Linked DNA regions of Homo sapiens: region 1 is linked to region 2. Evidence: chromatin loops called from intact Hi-C (ENCODE). Cell type or tissue: natural killer cell. All regions are shown on one strand. Links, peaks and the distances in the headings refer to the core of each region. The heading gives the core; the rest is flanking DNA. Region 1 has its middle 160 kb from the start of C1orf21-DT. Region 2 overlaps COLGALT2 (collagen beta(1-O)galactosyltransferase 2).

What was found. Peaks named below come from ENCODE experiments on the same cell type or tissue, not always from the same donor. Only the 100,000 strongest peaks of a DNase experiment are listed, where the experiment ranks them.
Region 1: a loop joins it to region 2, with 5 times the contacts of the local background. A loop is called at or near these places in 13 of 110 quality-filtered maps.

Annotation. Positions count from the first base shown.
Region 1 is chr1:184,219,883-184,225,266 of GRCh38, reverse strand. No RefSeq gene overlaps it. Among named protein-coding and RNA genes, the nearest start is that of C1orf21-DT, 160 kb to the left of the region's middle. RefSeq lists an enhancer at 1,301-1,834. In natural killer cell, for the core only: CTCF peaks have their summits at 2,354 and 2,553 (motif pointing right); DNase peaks (open chromatin) are centred at 1,916 and 2,516.
Region 2 is chr1:183,954,490-183,959,873 of GRCh38, reverse strand. COLGALT2 (collagen beta(1-O)galactosyltransferase 2) reads left to right here. Exons shown (of 12, transcript NM_015101.4): 7 at 5,036-5,112. Among named protein-coding and RNA genes, the nearest start is that of COLGALT2, 81 kb to the left of the region's middle. RefSeq lists a silencer at 3,878-4,042. In natural killer cell, for the core only: no CTCF peak of the experiment used is centred there; a DNase peak (open chromatin) is centred at 3,033; H3K27ac peaks cover 2,837 bases.

The DNA of each region.
Region 1 (5,384 bases), core at 297-5,296, 270 kb before region 2:
CAATGATGATGGTTTTGCAAACATAAAAGTGCTGTAGGAAAAATCTTGTCTGATTCTACTGAATGATTTCCATAAAGCTAGGCTGGGCTCCCAGATAATATTATGGAAGGATTACACAAAACGACTGACATTTTCAATTTATTCTTTTAGCTCATACTGCTTTATATTTAGGCAGCTGTCTAAGGAGACACCATCAAAATGCCATTAGTCACCATGGGGAAAAAGTGTTCATAAGTGAAGGCATGCCATTAATCTACAGCATCAGTGTTATGGGTTTATCAGCATGGCACACCAAGTGGGATGTCAGAGGAATGGGCTTCATCTCACTGCAGAATGCAGTGGATCAAAAATGGACCAAGAGCTTCCCAGCCTAAGAGTCTAGTAAACTCCAGAGGCTCGATGTCAGATTCAGAAGAATTAAGGCAGAGCTATGCTCTTTGAGGAGAAACACATACAAGAAGTTCAAATTTTGTCCCCAAGTCTTCTTAAAGTTCAAGAAAATCTCTTCCCACTGAATTTAAATTAAGGCCTTATTTCCATGACATTTGATAATCCTTTATTGAGTATATCCTATGCACTGTGGGCACTTCTGTCCTCAACACTGGAGATGTTGCGAGTGAGAAGACACAATGCCTGCATTCAAAGAGCTTATGATCCACTCAAGAAGTCAGACAAGAGATAAACAATCTTAGCACAGGGTGTTACATGATCTGGAGAAGTAAGCCCAGGGTGCTGTGGGAGACAGAAGGGGAATCTGGGTGCAGCTGGAGGAAGCCTTCTGCCTAAAGATGGCTGATCAGCTCCTTCTGGGTAAAGAGGGTGGTCAGTTCTGTGTGGTTAACTTCTCTCTCTCCTTCCTGACAGAGAGGAGGCAGAGACCTGGGGGAAAGAGAATTGATTACAATCAGTGATTGTAATGGAAGAAAATTCTGCAAAAAAAACCCATGGTGATGTAGAAAGGGGAGAACTGCCTTCAGACAAGATGTTTTTAACGAATCTATGGAAGAAAAAAAGGTGGATGGAGGAGCAGTGCTGGGGAAGCAGGATGAAGCTGAAGCTTCCCAGACGGCCAGAAGGTGGGTGGAGAGAGAGGGAAGGAGGGGAGGCTAAGACTGAGAAGAGAGGCTCAGAAAGGCTCTGACGCTGGAACTCAAGCCTAGCAGAATTGAGAGCTGGAGTAGGATAGGCCAGAGAACACAAGAGGAGTCATTGAAAACCTTTGAGAAAAACTCTCGATGGGACCACCCACCCATGCCAGTGTATTCAGCAGTTAAGTGTCCATCTCCAAAATAAATCAGGTGTCCTTCAAAGCACTGAGTGGCCCCAGAGAGCAGACCTGCACCTTCTGGCACTTAGAAGTCCTTCTGAGTAGAGCAGGCTTTCTACTCCATCACCCTAATGCCATGGTTCTCCGCAGTGAGTGATTTTGCCCCCCCAGGACATTTGGGAGTGAGTAGAGAAGACATTTTTGGTTGTCTGTGAGGACAACAAACTTGGGGAAGGTGCTACTGGCACGTGGAGGGTAGAGGCCAGAGGTGCTGCGAAACATACTACACCGTGGAGGAGAGACTCAGACAACAAAGAATTATTTAGCCTCAAATGTCAATAATAAGAAACTCTAACATAAAGTTCTCCAGTTTACAAACCCCACCCCCACAAACTCCAAACAGTACTCCACAGCCATTTCAGCATTGTCACGTTTCAGTCATCAAGGATCTACTTAACCAAGTGCCTGGCCCCGCTGGATGCTGTAAGACGGGGGTCCCTAACCCCCAGGGCCACGGACTGGTATCTGTTAGGAACCGGGCTGCACAGCAGGAGGTGAGTGTGGGCCAGCCAGCATCACCACCTGAGCTCCGCCTCCTGTCAGATCAGCGGCAGCATTAGGCTCTCATAGGAGCATGAACCACACTGTGAACTGCGCATGCGAGGGATCTCGGTGGCTAAGATTCTGAACCATTCTACAGCGTAACACTGATGCTGTAGATTAATGGCAGGCTCTTTATGAGAATCTAATGCCTGGAAATCTGTCACTGTCTCCTACCACCCCTAGATGGGACCTTCTAGTTGCAGGAAAACAAGCCAGGGGCTCCCACTGATTCTACATTACAGTGAGTTATATAATTATTTCATTACATATTACAATGTGATAACAACAGAAATAAAGCACACGATAAATGTAATGGGCTTGAATCATCCCGAAACCATCCCCACACCCCGCTGGTCCATGGAAAAATTGCCTTCCATGAAACCGGTCCCTGGTGCCAAAAAGGTTGGAGACCACTACTGTAAGAGATGCTTTACGGCAGATCCATGACATGGTCACTGGGGACATGGAAAGAGAAAGGGTGTTTCCGTGTTGCTTTGAAAAACTCTGAGGCAATGCAACCAAAATTTTAAAAAGAAGAAAAAGAAAGCGTCTGAATTAGGAAAGAGCAAACAGCTTCGGTACATGCTACTGGGAAAAACGGCTTTTCAGGGTTGACCGCAGTACCTATCGATGGCCAGCAGAGGGCAGATGGGGCAAAAGAGCAGGAGAAAGGGAATTTCTGCCCTTCAGGGAGGCAATTCCAGTAAGAATACATGATTGTAAGTCAAGAGTCAACTGGAATTAAAAGCAGGAAATAGAGAAGGCAGTAGCTCACTGACTCCAAGACAATGCAGGTTTCACACAGTTGGGAGTCGAGGCCACAGAAGAACTAGGGAACCCAGGGCACCAAGGCTGAGGGGTAAGGGGCCAGAGTGGGCATGGGGCTTGGGTGGGAGAGCCCGATCCATTGCCAGGTGCTGTGCTCACCATACACAGGGGGAATAGGCCTCTGAAACACCTTCAGTGTTTGCCTCTGCCTCCTCTCAGCCTCCGCTTTGCTTTTTATAGGCCCAGTGCCTGGTATGACAATCAGAGGAAGCTGAAAAGCCTACCTGCAGGCCATGCAATGATGTGGGTGGATTTGGAAGAGGTGGATTCTGCTGGTGGGAAAGATGAAACCTGGCTTTGGTTGGTAGCAGGCTATTCTATATGTGAGTTTCTGCCCAACAGTTCCATGGTCGCCCTGCAAACCCAGCATCACACTGTAGTGTGTTTTGATCGCATAAACCTCCTTGAAAAGTCATTCTATAAGCACTTCTTGTTTTGTAAAAATAAAGTGTATTAGGGTTCTCTAGAGGGACAGAACTAATAGGATAGATGTATATATAAAGGAAAGTTTATTAAGGAGAATTGACTTACATGATCACAAGGTAAAGTCCCACAATAGGCCATCTGCAAGCTGAGGAGCAAAGAAGCCAATTTGAGTCCCAAAACCTCAAAGGTAGGGAAGCTGACAGTGCAGCCTTCAGTCTGTGGCCGAAGGCCTGAGAGTCCCTGGCAAACCACTGGTGTAAGTCCAAGAGTCCAAAAGCTGAAGAACTTGAGTTTGATGTTTGAGAGCAGGAAGCATCCAGCACGGGAGAAAGAAGATGGGCGGAAAACTCAGCAAGTCTGCTTCATTCTAGCCATGCTGGCAGCTGATTAGATGGTGCCCACCCACATTGAGGGTGGGTCTGTCTCTCCTAGTCCACCGACTCAAACGTTAATCTCCTTTGGCAACACCCTCACAGACACACCCAGGAACAATACTTTGCATCCTTCAATCCAATCAAGTTGACACTTAATATTAACCATCAAAGAAGAGTTAAGACATCTCTAGGGGAGTTTTCAGGGAATACCTGGAAATATTCTGGTGTCCAATAAAGGTAAAATTCTCATCAGAATCAACACACAGGGTATCTTCCCAAGCTCATTTTTATCATCACTGATGATAGTTACTCATTCTCCAAGTTTATTTCATGAATGTTTAGAATCAAGTCTAAACATCTCAGAAATCTCATTTATTAATAATGTATATCTAGCCGAGTGAGCAATGAGGAAAAGGTTTAATGTCCAAGATTTGGGGCTGGAGATAATATAACCTCTACCATGCTTACAGAATATAAAATGCTGGCCTAGTCTAGAAACCCAATCAAATGGCAACACAAAATGCAGACTACAAGTGTGGAATATTCTGATTTATTTGCTGTTTTAAAAAACCCTTTTTGCCTGATACCTATCAAAACCAAAAATAATCCTCTCACACAAGATAAGCGGGGATAGGAACTACACATTATTTAGGAGCTGGGCATTGTTGTAAGTACTTATTTGTTCTGGCATTTAATCCTCAGAACAGCCAACTGAATTAGTATTATTATGCCATTTTATAGATGAAGAAACCAATGTTCTAAGACATCACTGTAATAATCGAACAAGTTTTGTTGTTGTTGTTGTTGTTTTTAAGTGTCTTCTGTATCAGGAACTGAGCCATATTCTGGAGAAAAACAGAAACAATGACAGTGTCTCCCCCGTCTGCGGGATGTAGATATGTACACTGACAATTACATACTACAAATACTGTAATGGAAGTGGGAACACCTGGAATCTGCCTGGGTCAGGGACAATTTCATAGCGAGGTGACTCCAGCTGATTCCTAAAAGAATAGAGATTTTCCACTTTTCCCGTCTACTTGATGCTGTGATCTTATACTGTTGCAAAGTGATATCTCCAATTTCCATGGAAACTCCCTGCAGGCTAATTAGAATCCAGTTTATAAATTTAAAATAGGTAGAGTTTGATATTCTCTGATGCACACCGGTGTCTACTTCCTGCTGGCAGAGTTCTGTGGCCTTTTTGGGGATCCTTGGGATGGGACAAGGCTGATAAAATAACTTACCAGCTGGAGGTCACCACTCTTATCTAGCAATGGCATTCAATTGCTAGATAAGACACAAGTTGATAAGACTCAATTGACCCATGTGGCCCACCTGAAACGCCACATGGGGCAATTGAACCACCCGTCTCTTCCACCTGCCCTAAACTGCTACTACTTTTGGGGCTAAAGTGCCCTCTGCCCTTCACTGGTGGTTCTCAGAGCAGCTCTGGCCAGCTCGCCAGTGGCCCTGCCTGAGAATCCTCAGTGGAGTTCCATGTCTAGAGGAAGTCAAGGAAAAGAGGCCCACATTAGTGGAGAATTGCGCTCGTCTGTGATTGGTGGAGCCTCTCTAAGATTTTTCCAGCGTCAATATTCCCTTTCAAACATCATTAAAGCTAAAAGGAAAAGTCAGCACTAGATGTGAGGAAGCAGATTGGAGTCCTGTGTGTTATATGGCGACAACTGCCTCCATCGCAGGGCTGACTCACCGTCGTGTTATTGACCGGAAGAATATTTATTATCACAGGTCAAAGAATGAAGCATACTTCTCTCATTTCACTCAATTAATTTGTATAAAATGTTAGTTCATAATATGTGCTGTAATTTTCTTTAAAAACTTTTTTTTAAGTCAAGCTTTGTCAGCTATAAGAAGTGATGGAC
Region 2 (5,384 bases), core at 187-5,186:
CAGCATGATTGGGGCATAAAGAATGAGTTGGGTCAAGGGAGATGAAGTAATGGAAGAAGAAATGTCCAGATCACACCGAACATTCTGGCCATGGTAAGGAATTTAGATTTTACTCCAAGAGTAATGGGAATCCGTGGAAGATGGGGTGGGGCAGAGGGGGCATGGCCTGAAGTGACTTGTGCATTTAGAAGGATCATTTGGGCTGTGGTGAGGATACTAGATTGTAGGGGACCAGTACCTCTCTCCTGGTGGGACATGATGGTGATTGGGATGTGAGCTCTAGCAAGGAGTTGATGAGAAACAGACAGGTTGAGGATATATTTTGGTGGTGGAGCAACAGGACTTACAGAGACCTGAATGCAGTCCATGAAGGAAAGAAAGGAATCAAGATGAGTCCAAGATTTTAGCCTGATATGCCATTTACTGAGATGGGAAAGACTTTATAGAAAAAGACTGGGGGTTGGGGAGCTAGTTTTGGTCACGTAAGTTTAAGATATTTAATAGGCATCTAAATAGAAAGGCAGAAGATAGTTGGATATATAAGTCTGGAGTTCAGGGAAGAAACTCCAGCTAGAGACAGATATTTGAGAATCATCAGCATCAGAAGGATATTTGAAGCTGTGGAACAGTCTGAACTCATGTAGTAAAAGAACACAGGATGAGAAGAGGACAGATCCCTGGGGAAGACAAAACAGCCAGAGAGCTAGGAGGAAAAATTGAGAAGTGTTTCAAGACGGAGCCAAGATGCTGCTGAGAAGCCAAGGAAAATAAGGATAAAGAATTGGTCATTGGTTCTGTCAAGAGAGAGGTCTGTGATGACCTTGACATGGGCCACTTCAGTGCAATGATGAGAACACAAATCCATTCAAGTGGACTGAAGAGAAGCCAATGGGGAGATGAGAAAGCTGAATCTTGATGGGATGGGGAAATGGAGAAATCCGATGGAGGCTGTTGGGGGTAAGAGGTCAAGGGAAAGGTTTTTCTGGTTAGGTTGTTTGTACTGTTTTTTTAAAAAAATAGAAATATAACAGTATGTTTTATGCCAGTCACAAGGATCCAGTATATAAGGAGATCTTGATGATGTAAAAGAGAAGGTAATTATAAGGTGAAAACAAGAGGGTTTTTGTCCTGGGTTGCAGCCCAGAACAATATTGCAGAGGCTATACTAGATAGAAACTTCATCTACTGTGGCAGATGGGATGGCAGAATGTATTGATACACATGCAGTTTGGTTTGTGGACTTGAGGTGGATTGAAAAGGTAGATCTAATTTGATTTTGAATATTTTCTTTCTGAAGTATATAGGCCAGTCAGTCATGAGCTAGACAGAGATTTTGGAGATTTTAGGAGAGAGAAGACAAAAGATACAATCTCTCAAAGAGTGGGAAAATAAATTTACTATGAAAGGACACTTACATCATTTGGTGGTGTCAAGTGCCAATTTGACATCTGTGATTGTAGCTTTGAAGTGACTCAGTCAACACAATTGTGTATGTTTCTCCCAGTAGTCCTCTTGGTGCTGAGTAAGTGGGCAATGGGTTTAACCAGGATTAGGGTTTTATCAGGCATCAGTGGACGAGAATTGAAAATCTTGTGAAGGGGATGGTCAGGGAATTTCTGAATTGTAGACTGGAGTTTTAGAAATCAGAGTTGAAGAATTTGAGTGAGGTGGGAGAAGGGTTATGACGACAATGACTAACACTTATTAAAAGCACTGTGCCCATCTCTTTTCATGTGATAACTCATTTAGTACATTAGAAGCTGCACAGAGAATTTGGGGATGTGCTGCCTTCGGGAGATGAATGACAGGAGGCCAGATCTTATAAAGATGTTAGATTTAAATGGTCTATAAAGCATGAGGAGATTACTCTTGCAAATTACAGCATAAGGTGATAGGAAGTCTCAGGTACCTGCTCTCAGTATTGACATTTTGAGACAACAGTACATCATGTAAAAATTATTAAGATAATTGGACTTGAAGTTATGTCTAAAACTGAGTTCCAGCTCTGCCAATCACTCAGTATTTGACCTTGGACAAGTCTACATCTGGCTTGGTCTCAGTTTCTTTATTTGTAAAAAAAAAAAAAAAAAAAAAACCACCACAAAAAAGTGAAGATAAAATTACATGGTGACTATGAAAACACCTAGCAACCTGTTAAGCCCTTAAATATAGTGTTGAGTGTGACTGTTACAGTTGAGAACAGAGCTGTGCGGCGGAAGATTATTTTGACAACAGTGAGCATGATTAATTAGAATAGGAAAGACTGAGAGCATGTAAGTGTTTGAAAAAAATCAAAAACAGCCCAGGCATAGTGGGTAAGGACCCAAGCTAGGCTGCAACAATGGAAGAAGTTCAGGAGAAATTATAGAGAAGAAGCGGTAGGATTTGATCCAAGTACAATCTATCATGTACTATTCCAGACATGACTGGGCTTAAATGAGCTACTCTGGACCCAGCCCAGTTGCCTGGTTGGCTAATACCAGTGGCCACCAAGGACTAGCTCTGGGGATGATGTGGAATGGGAATTAAGAGCTCCGGTAAAGGAGTAGGACCTAGGTTCAAATACCAGCTCTATCAGCTCTGTGATCTTGGGCAAGTTATTTAATGTTTGTTTCCTTGTCTATAAAAATAGAGACACTCATACATATCCCATGGTACATGTGAACATTAAATATATGTGATTATATATGTCAAGTATATATGTGACATATATATATATCACTCACAGAACTCTGGGTTCTGTGAGTGATAAGACCTCTGTAACAATGGCTGTAATTATTCACATTAGATCTTGAAACTATCCCGAAAGCAATGAAGCCCATTGTCCCAAGTGGCAGTACAGGGAAGGATTATTTCCAGGAAGGGATTTAATGAGAGACCAGATCAATTATGAAAGATGGAGTCAGAAATGACTACAAACAGAAGCCAGGATATACCTAACCTTCAAGTCTGTTGTCAGCAAAGATACATCCTTCTCCCCACAGACTAAGTTTCTTAGGTCTGACTCACTGTATCACTTCCTGTTTTCCTCTGTGGCTTACTGCTGCCTTCAGTGGCAAAACCCAAGCACACTTCTCTGATATTTTTGCTCAGTGATGACTTTCGGGAGCCAACCACTTGTGGCTTTTTTTTTGCAACACTTGTCCTGTGAATGCAATGACTGCCTATGTTTGATGGAAACAAAGTGGCTAAAAGCAGTCTCTTTGGCTGAAATGTTAAAGCCACACAGGCCATGTGAGTCCAAAGGAGACCAGCAGCCTAGAATGGGTAACTCAAAATATAACATCTTCCCAAGTCTCAGGCCCCAGGAGGGAGAGTGAGACAGCTCCTCAGACAATATCATGAACAGGAGGAAGCTGGTACATTAAGCTTCTTTCTCTTAAAAACCTAACCGTGTACCTGGTGGACCCTCCCTATTGATTTTAAAAGAAACTAATAAGGAGTGGAGTGGAGCAGAAAGGACCAGAATATTCTCGGCTGCTATTGGGAAGACAAAGACATGCACTGCATATGCACAGAAATATGACTGTAAGTGTCAAGTTTGAAGTAATGAGACCAGCTCTTGTGTTTGGCCTAAGAACTCTGTCTCACTACGTTCTAGAATTTCACATCATTCGCCAATAAGTAAAATTGGATGTCAGGATTTCTCTATAATATTTCAGTGAAGTTAAACAGATCATACCCTTTGGACAGTATCTCAGGATGGGCAAAGTTATGCTGGAATATAAAAATCTGATTGGCTTCATACAACAATGGCTTATTTCTTGCTATCCAAGTCTGCAGAGCAGGTGTCTTTCCTGGGAGCTGCCCTTCATGTGTTGATGCAATGTTCCAGGCTGCTTCCAATTCACATCTGCTATCCATATCCACACATGCCGCTATGAGCACAGTGGTGGGACCAAGGGCAGTGTCGGGGGAGCCCTTGGAGAGTGGAGCAGCAGCACCACACTATAAACTTTCCCCAGAAAGTCATATAGCCCTGAGTAACTTCAAGGGCAAGAGAGTGTATTCCTCTCCTGTGCCTGGAATAGAGGTGAACAGATACGTTACAGTAGTCATGGCCATTACCCATAGTTCTTTCAACAACCCAGTTACCAGCTATCATTTTAAATTTTCTTTGTATTATCCCTTTAAGGAAAATCAAATGAGGACTTTGAATTTGTATAATACTAAACATTCTTCGAGGACTTTGAATTTTTATAATACTAAACATTCTTCAAGGCCTTTTCAGGTTTCTTAACCAATATTACTTCCAAACTTTAAAATACATAGTTTGCAAAGGAAGCTTTTTTAGAGTATCAAATAAATAAAACTTTCATTATTGAAGAAGTAGTGTCACTCCCAGCTGGAATCTTCCCATTAGACATGGGCCAGCTCTCTGTGGTTAGATCCTGTTAAAGCAATGGACCTTTTGCGCACCCACACCTAAACCTGCCCAGGTGGGATAAAAATAGTCCCCCACTTTGACAATTTTAAATGCAGAGAAAAAAGTGTTTTTCAGTAAAAATTCTAGCCTATTTCTGAGCTCTTTCATCATGGGCCATAGTAAGTAATAGCTAAGAGTTGTTGAGCATTTACTGTGTTAAAGTGGTGAGTGCTTTGCACGCAGGTCTCATTTAAATTTTATAACACAGATACACTTCTATTATCCCAATTTTACACCAAAGAAATGAGCTTAAAGAGGTCCCCTAACTCTCCTACTCCTTCGCAAACCAAGGTTTGGACCCAGATCATCCGACTCTGGAGCCCTTCCTCTTAACCATTATCCTAAACTGCCTCCCAAATATTCTTGAAATAAGTCTTAAGGGAAGTGGAGCAAATGTTGCAATCTCCATATAATCAAATGCTCCTGAAACCAGTGCCCTGACCAGCAGGGTTCCTGTGTGGCTACTCAATCCTGGAGAACTGCTGCCATTGTCCCCTGCCCTGTATTTCCAAGTTATATTCCAACCCTAGAGATCAGGCATGCGGATGGAATTCTGATTTCTGACCCTTTCATTAACAAAGCACTCTGCATGTTTCTTGTGTCTTCCAGTTGACCGTCCTCCAATGGAACCCTCCCAGTATGTCTCAGTTGTCCCTAAATATCCAGACAAGATGGGATTTGATGAGGTAGGAAAGGTGTCTATATGTGTGTGCACATGCACGCGTGTGCAGGCTTGTGTGTTCATTTTGGAACACAAGCCTGAGCTTGCATCTGAGAGCCAGCAAGACTGGCTTGGCTGCTGAAATGGCTCTGAGGTCTTGGGAAAACTACTTGGTTTTTGTTGTTCTCAGTTTCCTTATCTTAAAAAAAGGAGTATCATGATAAATGTAGTTAATCATTTACTTAGAAAGAAATTACCATTTAGTAATGAAAGTGAATTTGATATTTTCTAGGAGCA